2 separate regions of the Homo sapiens genome follow, and region 2 is linked to region 1. Evidence: chromatin loops called from intact Hi-C (ENCODE). Cell type or tissue: mammary epithelial cell. All regions are shown on one strand. Links, peaks and the distances in the headings refer to the core of each region. The heading gives the core; the rest is flanking DNA.

Evidence for each region. Hi-C counts contacts between places; a loop is a spot of excess contacts. Peaks named below come from ENCODE experiments on the same cell type or tissue, not always from the same donor. Only the 100,000 strongest peaks of a DNase experiment are listed, where the experiment ranks them.
Region 2: a loop joins it to region 1, with 4 times the contacts of the local background. A loop is called at or near these places in 1 of 110 quality-filtered maps.

The regions. Positions count from the first base shown.
Region 1 is chr4:98,584,706-98,590,558 of GRCh38, reverse strand. The region is part of intron 1 of TSPAN5 (tetraspanin 5); the gene reads left to right. Among named protein-coding and RNA genes, the nearest start is that of TSPAN5, 71 kb to the left of the region's middle. In mammary epithelial cell, for the core only: no CTCF peak of the experiment used is centred there; no DNase peak of the experiment used is centred there; H3K4me3 peaks cover 210 bases; H3K27ac peaks cover 344 bases.
Region 2 is chr4:98,718,192-98,722,979 of GRCh38, reverse strand. No RefSeq gene overlaps it. Among named protein-coding and RNA genes, the nearest start is that of TSPAN5-DT, 62 kb to the right of the region's middle. In mammary epithelial cell, for the core only: no CTCF peak of the experiment used is centred there; a DNase peak (open chromatin) is centred at 1,859.

The DNA of each region.
Region 1 (5,853 bases), core at 1,040-5,039:
TTTTGTATTTTTAGTAGAGACGGGGTTTCAGCGTGTTAGCCAGGATGGTCTCGATCTCCTGACCTCGTGATCTGCCCACCTCGGCCTCCCAAAGTGCTGGGATTACAGGAGTGAGCAACCACGCCTGGCCAATTCATCTCTTGAGCCTTAGTGTCCTCACCTGTAAGATGGGAATATCCACTTTACAGAGTTTTCTGGAAAATTAGATGAGATGAAATAAGTGAGAGTCATAGGTGTTGTGCCTGGCACATCATAGGCACTTGGTAAACCTGAGTTCATTTCCTTCCTTTATTGGGCAGCTTCCTGGCTCAGGTCCCTATTTCACATAAATTGTATGCCTAGCAGCACCCTATTCATTTTATAAATTGAATATGAGAATCAGATGATAAGAGTTTGGGACCATCTTTAGCAGATGGTTTTTGTTAAAGGTACCTTTTGAAGTGGGGGTAGTGCCGTTTCATTTCATGGTCTGTGTTGTGTACCTTTGCAGCATGTCTTTGTGATATGCAGTGATGTGACTGGAATTTCGTACAGTAGGATGGGATACTGAAAGTAAATCTGATCATTGGTAGCACCTTTCCTGTAATTACAGCACAGGAGAGAGGTAGTGTGACTATGTAAATAGAGCTAGAAGTGCTATTGAAATAACTCAGCAGATTCTTTAAAGAGAAAAAGGGGAGAAAAACCCCACCACCTTCCACAGAGACATTCCCATGCTAGGCCTGCACTGACACTGCAACACCAGATAGACGATTCAGTTTATTTTGCTCCAACATTTTACGCGTTGGTCAGAGAAAATGGTTTTCATTAACACAAGGTAATGAAAAATTTTGTGCCATGGTATCATGTTTGTAAAAAGCTTAATTACATTGTTGCTGTTTCTGTTTTGAACCTAATTCTGGTAGTCTGCGCGTAGCTGGCGTGCCAGTTCCGGGTTGTGGGTCTAGGCAGTTGGAGAAAAGAAGCAATTATCCAGTTAATGTAAAGAATCCTGCTAAGGAGGAAAGAAAGGTGCCCCTCATGCCCTCATCAGTCACTCCAATTGGTGTTTATAGGGAATTAAGTTCTCTGGTAATTGCCCTCCTTCCCTTTCCTTTGTCTGCTAGGGCCATCATCACAGGCCTTAAGTGAACAACTCTGGGAGTATTTCCGGCCTCTTCTCTAAGTCAGGCCAGTAATGCAGCTGTTAAGCACTGACATCTGGGTCTCAGTCATGCTTCCAGACCAGGATTGTTCTTAGTTCCAGGAGATTAATTGACCCATAAGAAATATTATAATGCAAATATATGTTTGCGCCAATTTGCTGACCAGTGCTTGCTATCCTGGAATTCACAGTGTGGCAGAATACAACTGTCTGGCATTAAGGATAACCTAGGTCTTGTTTCCACTTGTTTCCAGCATGTACTAATCTAGGGTGAACTTTCTTCACACGTAGAGAGCATCAAAGAGGAAGGTGTTGAAGCAGGAGCCCTGGATTAGGGATCAGGAGTGTGGAGTCTGGTTCCAACACTGTCACATTTCTGCTGTGTGTCCCTTTCCAGGCCCTTAACCTGTGCTGGGCCTCAGTTTTCTCATGTATAGAATGCAGTAATCATAGCTTAATTTCTAGCCAGCTTTCTAGGGTTGTTAATCTATCCTTTTATCAAAAGGATAAAATGATATGTTATAAATGAAGACACCTTAAAAAACAAAGCACTCTGCAAACGTAAGATGTTATTAAATGTAAACTCAATGACATTATTTCAACATTCACATTAGAGAAACAACATTTGAAGTCTTCTAGGCCACACACAAGTTATTGTAGAGCTTAAATTTCTCTTTGGTGAAGTTCTTTTAGGACAGATAAATATGCCTCAGGGCCAGCTTATCTCTTTGAACATCGTAACTGGATATTCTTTGGCTTCCTTTTTCCATTATTTAATCTTACTAAATTTCTCTTTTATTTTGAAGCATTGGGAATAATGAGAAAACTGGAAGATTTCAACAATAATGAGTGGAAATAATATGAAGGACCTATGGGAAGAGAGAATAAATTATATTAAATATATTCAAAGCAAAAGATGAGAAAAGACATTCTTTAAAAAATAGTGATAATGTTAAAATATCTTTTTTAGAAGTAATAGACTTGGGAACAGAAAAGGGATGTTGTTAACTTTTTTTTTTTTTGAACCGAAGTTAACACCCAGCACTGTCCTTTCTTTACTTAGCGAAACATACGGTGGAAACAGATTTCTGTGATCTTCTGCGGTCTCTGTTACTGGCCACCCCATTCATGTGACATCGGCACACTTGGCTCATTTAAAAGGCTTCTCAGTGATGTCTTGAAAGCCTAATCCTTTTTCATTTTATCTCTTTCATCCTGCAGGCCATGATGAAGTTAATTCGTTTTAACTTTCCGAGACACAACCACTTTTACAAAACAGGAAAATGAAAGGACTCTGAAAAGTGTGACACAGAATATCTAGTTTGCAGAATAGACTGTGCAGGGCGGGAGGATGGCCGACGACGGGTTTCATTTAGGAACTCAAAGTGAAAGGACAGGGCAAGAAGTGTAGTGAACACCTTCAGGGAAATGCCGAAGAGACCAACTGTTATTTGAAAACTTGGATAGGTTTTGGGGCCCCAGATCCAAGCACCTTGTTTTGTTGTTGTTGTTGTTGTTGCTGTTTTTGAGACGGAGTCTTGTTCTGTCACCAGGCTGGAGTGCAGTGGCATGATCTTGGCTCACTGCTGCCTTCGCCTCCTCAGTTCAAGCGATTCCCCTGCCCCAGCCTCCTGAGAAGCTGGGACTACAGGCACGCACCACCATGCCCAGCTAATTTTTTTGTATTTTAGTAGAGACAGGGTTTCACCATATTGGTCAGGATGGTCTCAATCTCCTGACCTCGTGATCTGCCCGCCTCAGCCTCCTAAAGTGCTGGGATTACAGGCATGAGCCACTGCGCCCGGCCAGCACCTTGGTGTTTATGGAGATGGCGATGTGCCTTGCTTCACTGGGGTATGGATGGGCGGAGTTTCTGTTCCAGACTTGCTTGTCTTCCCCAACCCTGCCTACCTTCTTTAGAGGAGGAAATATATGTTCAGTCTTCATGGAGCTAAGAAAAAGCCAGACAGCCGAGGAAGAAGCTAATAATTAGGCTTCTTTGGAAGGTATGAGACAAATTGGCAGCATGGTCACCCGGGAAAACACAGTGGGGCTTTGTCTGCAACTAAGAACTCTAGAAATCATGGTGTCTGGATACCACGGGGTTTAAGCTGTGGAAGCCTCAGCCTGCGTGTGGAAGCTGGGCTTTCTAATTGGATCACTGGCACACACAGTGCTGTTGCTTCTTCTCTGCCCATGTCCCCCAGAGCATCTATCTGCTTTTGTTACTGCATTGTTATGAATGCCCTTCTTTGGCGCCCTCCACTTTTCCTGAAGGCAGGCTGGGAAGCAGCCCTTGGCATGTGTGATGGCTGCGCTGCATGCTGGCCATCGAAGGATGTCCATCCAAGGAAAAGCTGCTCTCCCTCAGCCCTCACCCTTGGCTTTTGCCCCACCCTGCCTCCCAACTGCCGGTGCATTCAATTCCCTGCCTTTGTCCAAGGGGCAGGACAGGGCACGACCACTTTGGCTCCCCTTTTCCCTTTGGAAGCCAAAGTCACTCCTCCAGCTTCAGAACTGTGAGTTTCTTGTGCATGCCGCTGGCTTGGTGGGAATATGAGAATGGGAACTCTAACTCTCACTGTGTGAAGAGTTGGCAAGGGTGCATGTGCACGCTATTGTGTGTTATCTGTAAGAGAACTGCAAAAACAAGTGTCTAGAATTAGATTCAGTGCTTCAGGACCCCCTCTCCTTTCTCCATTTAGATTCCTCAACAGAAGCTGCTTTTCGCTTGATTAACTGTAACAAACTCTCTTTGGAGTTTTGTATTTTGGAAACTGCATTGCCAAAGGAAAATCATTATGTCTGCTGTAAAAGCCCCAAATAAATTCCTCCTAGGGTAAATGGAGGAAAAAGAATAGAAGGGTTTAATCTATCATCTTGCCTATTAGTGAAATACTTAGTGACCTAGTTCATTTACATATTAAATGTGCTAGACCTATTTGTGCCTTCTTTTTTTTTAACTTGTTACCTTGGAAACCATGCCCTGGCTCAGAAATTACACAAGGCCAACAGCAAATCTGCAGTCTGGTTTCTTCACACAGACAAGTCAGTTAATGGGGAAAGGTTAGATTGTCCCAAAATGTCTTCAGTCGTTAGTAGAAAAAGGAGAGGAAGGAGAAAAAGTGAGAAACATGTATTATTTTGGTAACATTTTCAAAATACTACTTTTAAACTAATTGGAAGGGATTTTACCTAGACTTAAGAAGAAAATAATAGTGTGGACTCTTAAAACTTCAGTCTGCTTTTAAAGAACTTTCCTGGTACATTTGGCAGCACTGGCATGAAAAGGATCAGCTATCAATTGACATTGAATTCCAGACCTACATTTAAGGAATCTTGACTCTCTCATTGCTTTGTTGTAATAGCACTGGTTCTTCCAGATTGTTTGGTGGTGTCTTATGTTCTCAGGCCAACTTTTCAAGAGTCTGAGAAGCAGAATTTAAAAATACGATTTAGTTAGCAGCTAGAGAGCAAAATTTCAGCCCATCTTCCCACCTGAATATGTAGCCTGCAAGTTCTGGGAGAACAAGGAACTTTACTGATCTTCTACAGTGTCTCATTTCACAGTGGAGGAGATTGGCACCCAGAGAGGTGAAATAAATTGCCAAGGGCATCCATCTGGTTTGGGGCAGTCTAGACTAGAAAACAGGCTTCTTAACACATCTTGCAGCATCATGGATGGAACTGGAGGCTATTATCCTAAGTGAAATAACTCAGAAACAGAAAGTAAAATACTACATGTTCCCACTTACAAGTGGAAGCTAAACAATGGATACACATGGACATAGAGAGTGGAATAATAGGCTGGGCGCAGTGGCTCACGCCTTTAATCTCAGCACTTTGGGAGGCTGAGGCAGGTGGATCACTTGAGGTCAGGAGTTTGAGACCAGCCTTGCCAACATGCTGAAAACCTATCTCTACTGAAAATACAAAAAATGGCCAGGTGTGGCGGTGCATGCCTGTAATCCTAGCTACTTGGGAGGCTGAGGCAGGAGAATTGTTTGAACCCCGGAGGCAGAGGTCGCAGTAAGCCAAGATTGCGCCACTGCACTCCAGTCTGTGTGACAGAGCAAGACTGCCTCAAAAAAAAAAGAGAGAGAGTGGAATAATAGACATTGGAGACTACCAAAGGTGGGAGGCTGAACGTTGAAGTATTGCTTGTTTGTTACAGTGTTCACCATTCGGGTAATGGGTACACTACAAGCCTAGAGTTTGTTGCTATGCAATATATGCACACCAGAAAATATGCACTTGTACCCCCTAAATGTATAAGAATTTTGAAAAAACTTTTTAAAAATTAGGTTTTTTGACTGCAGATCTAGTGCTCTTTCAACATTAGTCCTGACACAGATAAGTCACTTGCTTTGAGTTCTGTCAGAGGTAAAGCTGGGTGAAGAAATTGTGAGAAGAATGCTATTCTCTTTAAGCCAGCCACCAGCCAGCTTACTTGGGAAGCGGTGGAAGGAGGACACAGTGTATCCTCAAATGTTAAATCCCTTCTTAGTGGTATTTGTTGTGGATAGAAGGAATTAGATTGAATGTGGAACTTTGAGCACTCTGAGGATAAATTGTGCCTTCTCATTCAAGACACATTCAATTCTCTTGGTCACTCCATCTTTTCTGAAGTTCCTTTTACCATGCTTTGCAGTGGCGATAGGCCTATTGCATGAAGAGATAAAATGTCTTTTAGGCTTTTTCCTCTTAAA
Region 2 (4,788 bases), core at 1-4,000, 130 kb before region 1:
TAAAATTAAATTTTTGTACTGATTACGTGTAATACCATTGAAGCAGAATATTTTGATGTGACTGTTTAAACATTTCCCTGTCAGTATGTAAAAACGTGTTTGTTACAATCAGATGTGGCAGGTTTCTCTCCCATCTATTCTCTTGTTTTCTGGGCCATAACAAACTAGATTAATGAAACAGCAGTCCTGGTAAGAGTAAGTAAAAGAGACTCTTTTAAAAAAAAAGGATAAGACTCTTTAAAAAAAAGTAAGTAAAAGAGACTCTTTAAAAACAACAACAACAAACAACTCTGTCAAGTGGTGGCAATTCTGGAAGTCTTTGATAAGGCAGAGGAAAAAGATGGAGATGCTAAGTAGTCTACCCCTTAAGACATTTTAGTACCAGACTATATTGGACTTAACTAAGGAGTTACACAAGGCCTGGGCTCAGTGGACATTTCTGCCCCATCTCTAAGATTTAACCAGGTTACCTGTTTTGTATACTAATAATTTTAAAAGTTGAGTTGTTAATATTTTAAAAGTACATTGACATATGCATGTACATTTAGAAACATACAGTTTGGAGATACTTTTGTTTTATATAAATGTCACATATTTTCAGCAGCTTGTTTATAATTTTATAATATTCATATGTGATTGCTTTATTTTTGAATAGCATCCCTCCTTGCACTAGGCTCTCAGTGAGCAGAATCTGTGTTTGACTCACTGTTGTATGCAGAGTCCCTAGAACATAGCAGGTAATCAAATATTTGATGAATGAATAAACTAGAGATGGCCTGATGATAAAATAAATTTATACTGACTAAGCACTTCATACACTGTCCAGTATTTAGTCAGCATTGAAAACATATTTATTCTTTGTACTGTTATTTATTCAGCATACACCTTCTCTACAATAAATCCCTCCTGTGCCAGTTTTACACCTAATCTATCTACGAAGCTCATCTGCAGCGTCTGTTTTTGGGGAGCCTTCCCTGAATGCCCCTTTTGGACTGGGGGTCCCACTCAGGTACTCTCATAGCATGTTGTGTTTCTCTCTATCACAAGATTTGCCAGTAATGTGTCTCTTTCCTCCCCAGATTGTCAGCTCCCAAGGGCAAGGACATGTCATATTAGGCTTGGAATCTCCAGTGCCTGGAACGCTCTTTGAAACATAGCAGGTGTTCAATAGATGTGTAATGAATCTTATTAAATCTCAGTTTCCCTTAGATTTGTTGCAACATGGTTTCTATTAGTCCATTTATGAAATTTGGGAAATAACTAGCTTTATTAATAGCTTTTGCAAACCACCTCTTAGAGTTGTGTGACTTTGGCATATGGCTAATATTCATTTTGTGTTGAAACTTTCTAGCTTCAGAATGAAAGATGATATATTCTGGTCACCTTGTACTCCTCTTTGGGAAATCTGTTCTCTCCTATACACTGACTAAACCTATTAATTTGGCTTTTGAGAAATCAAATACATGGAGACATAGAGTTGAAAGGGATTTCCTCCTCCAGTGACTTGCCTAAACTACCCATAACTAATGGTTGCTGAGCACATTTTCAAAGCTCTCCGGTGTTGGTAATGACAGAGTTTAATCACCTTTGCAGCTGTGTTCTGCCTTAGGTCAAAGATAATTCTCTGGTTGCATTCTAATCCCATTTTGTCTGGTTTTCATCTCTATAGAGACAGAGAAAAGCCAGCTAGCATCCTCCTCAAAATAAACCATCCTGTTCTTGAAGAAAGTTATTAAATCAGTCCTTGGCCTATAATTTTCAAGGTGAAGGTAGTTCAACTTCTTTCACCTTTCCTCCTAGGTCTTATCCTTCATCATCTGAATGGTTTCTGTCATTTCTCTCTGGATCTTTTCCAACTTCTCTGCCACTCTCTAGAAATTCAGAAACCACAACTTGACTCAACATTAATAAGCGGCTGACCAAAGTTAAATATAGAAAAAATTATAGGTTCTCAGCTTTGTGTGTCGTGCTCTGTCAGTACATGTCATGGTAGGAGAATGCCATTAATCTAGACATTACTAAAGCATCATTTGTGATATCCTAAAACAAGGTTGAATAAGGATTTACCACTTTAAAAATAATCTTCTCCATAAATACAATAAACAGAAGCACAGGAAGATATTTAAAATGCTTACAACAATATACTATTTCAGGAATTTGTAAGTGAAAAATAACCAATATCACACATTATAAGCTGTTTTCAACTTTTCACTAGACCAGTTTGCCTAAGGAATTCTTTTAACGATTGGTTTAGTAAATCAGATTGTATTTCTGTGGGTATTTGAAAATGATACTGCATTTTGACACTGAAATCATTTTGTTCATTAGAGCTTTTATTAATTCAATTGCCTTCCAAGTTTCTCAAATTTAGTATTTTTCTGTATTTTAAAAATAATAATGACATATTTTTAAAATCGCTGTTTTTTTTAATTTTAACTTTTTTAGAGACAGAAACAGTCTTGCTCTGTCATTCAGGCTGAAATGTAGAGATATAATCATAGATCACTGCAGCCTCAAACTCCTGGGCTCAAGTGATCCTCCTGCCCCAGTCTGTTGGGTAGCTAGGACTACAGGTGCATGCCACCACATGCAGCTAATTTTTAAATTTTTTGTAGACATGGGTCTCACTATGTTGCCTGGGCTGCTCTTGAACTACTGGCCTCAAGTGATCCTCCCACTTCAGCCTCCCAAAGTGCTGGGATTGCAGGCATGAGCCACCACACCCAGCCAATAACTGTATTTTCTTTTTTTTTTTTTATTATTATTATACTTTAAGTTTTAGGGTACATGTGCACAATGTGCAGGTTAGTTACATATGTATACATGTGCCATGCTGGTGCGCTGCACCCACTAACTCGTCATCTAGCATTAGGTATATCTTCCAATGCTATCCCTCCCCCCTCCCCCCACCCCACAACAGTCCCCAGAGTGTGATGTTCCCCTTCCTGTGTCCATGTGTTCTCATTGTTCAATTCCCGCCTATGAGTGAGAATATGCAGTGTTTGGTTTTTTGTTCTTGCGATAGTTTACTGAGAATGATGATTTCCAATTTCATCCATGTCCCTACAAAGGACATGAACTCATCATTTTTTATGGCTGCATAGTATTCCACGGTGTATATGTGCCACATTTTCTTAATCCAGTCTATCATTGTTGGACATTTGGGTTGGTTCCAAGTCTTTGCTATTGTGAATAATGCCACAATAAACATATGTGTGCATGCGTCTTTATAGCAGCATGATTTATAGTTCTTTGGGTATATACCCAGTAATGGGATGGCTGGTTCAAATGGTATTTCTAGTTTGAGATCCCTGAGGAATCACCACACTGACTTCCACAATGGTTGAACTAGTTTACAGTCCCACCAACAGTGTAAAAGTGTTCCTATTTCTCCACATCCTCTCCAGCACCTGTTGTTTCCTGATTTTTTAATGATTGCCATTCTAACTGGTGTGAGATGGTATCTCATTGTGGTTTTGATTTGCATTTCTCTGATGGCCAGTGATGGTTAGCATTTTTTCATGTGTTTTTTGGCTGCATAAATGTCTTCTTTTGAGAAGTGTCTGTTCATGTCCTTCGCCCACTTTTTGATGGGGTTGTTTGTTTTTTTCTTGTAAATTTGTTTGAGTTCATTGTAGATTCTGGATATTAGCCCTTTGTCAGATGAGTAGGTTGCGAAAATTTTCTCCCATTTTGTAGGTTGCCTGTTCACTCTGATGGTAGTTTCTTTTGCTGTGCAGAAGCTCTTTAGTTTAATTAGATCCCATTTGTCAATTTTGGCTTTTGTTGCAATAACAGTATTTTCTAATTGATTTTTTTTCTATTTCCTTTTAAGTTTTTATTTGTGAAACGCTGCTCCCCAGAATAGATTTTCACATTCTCTGTTCCCATTTTACCTGGAAATATGATGTAGTGCAATAGTGTTGCTAGTAGTTGTTGGCACCTCTCTGAAAAGAAGGTTGGCTCTTAAGGTGTCCCTGGTTTCCTTTCCATGTTCAGTTGCTCCTCATCTACTTTTGACTTTTCCAGCTGCCAAGTGGATGAGAAATGGGTTCAGAGACAACAACCCTCTGTTCTATAAGATTGCTAAATTTCACTATTAATTTGTAAGTTTTGACCTCAGTTTCTTTTGTTCTTCCAAGGACTAGCTGTACTTCCCCAAGTAGTTCTTTTAGCAAACTCCTTCCTATTCTTTTAAAAACATTTGTATATATCATATTGAAAAGACTTTATTTGGATTCATGAAATAATTTGTTTAGTTATTTTTTTCCTAAGTCAGTTAGATTCTGTTAAGTTTAGATTCTCTTTTATTTAATAGTTTTCCTAAAAGCCAAATTGCATACAAGGACTTGGATGCAGATATTCTGTTTGAGAGGTTATCTCAAAGATTAAGAAGGAGGGAAAGGGTCTGGGTGCGGTGGCTCATGCTTATAATCCCAGCACTTTGAAAGGCCGAGGCCGGTAGATCACCTGGGGTCAGGAGCTCGAGACCAGCCTGGCCAACATAGTAAAACCTGGTCTCTACTGAAAATACAAAAACTAACCGGGCATGATGGTGGGTGCCTGTGATCCCAGCTACTAGGGAGGCTGAGGCAGGAGAATCACTTGAACCAGGGAGGCAGAGGTTGCAGTGAGCTGAGATTGCACCACTGCACTCCAGCCTGGGTGACACAGCGAGACTTAGTCTCAAAAAAAAAAAAAAAAAAAAAAGGAAAAGGAAGAGTGAGAAAGGGAAGGAGGAAAAGCAAATATAGTACATTACCAAGGTCTAGCCATGGACAGTGGGGA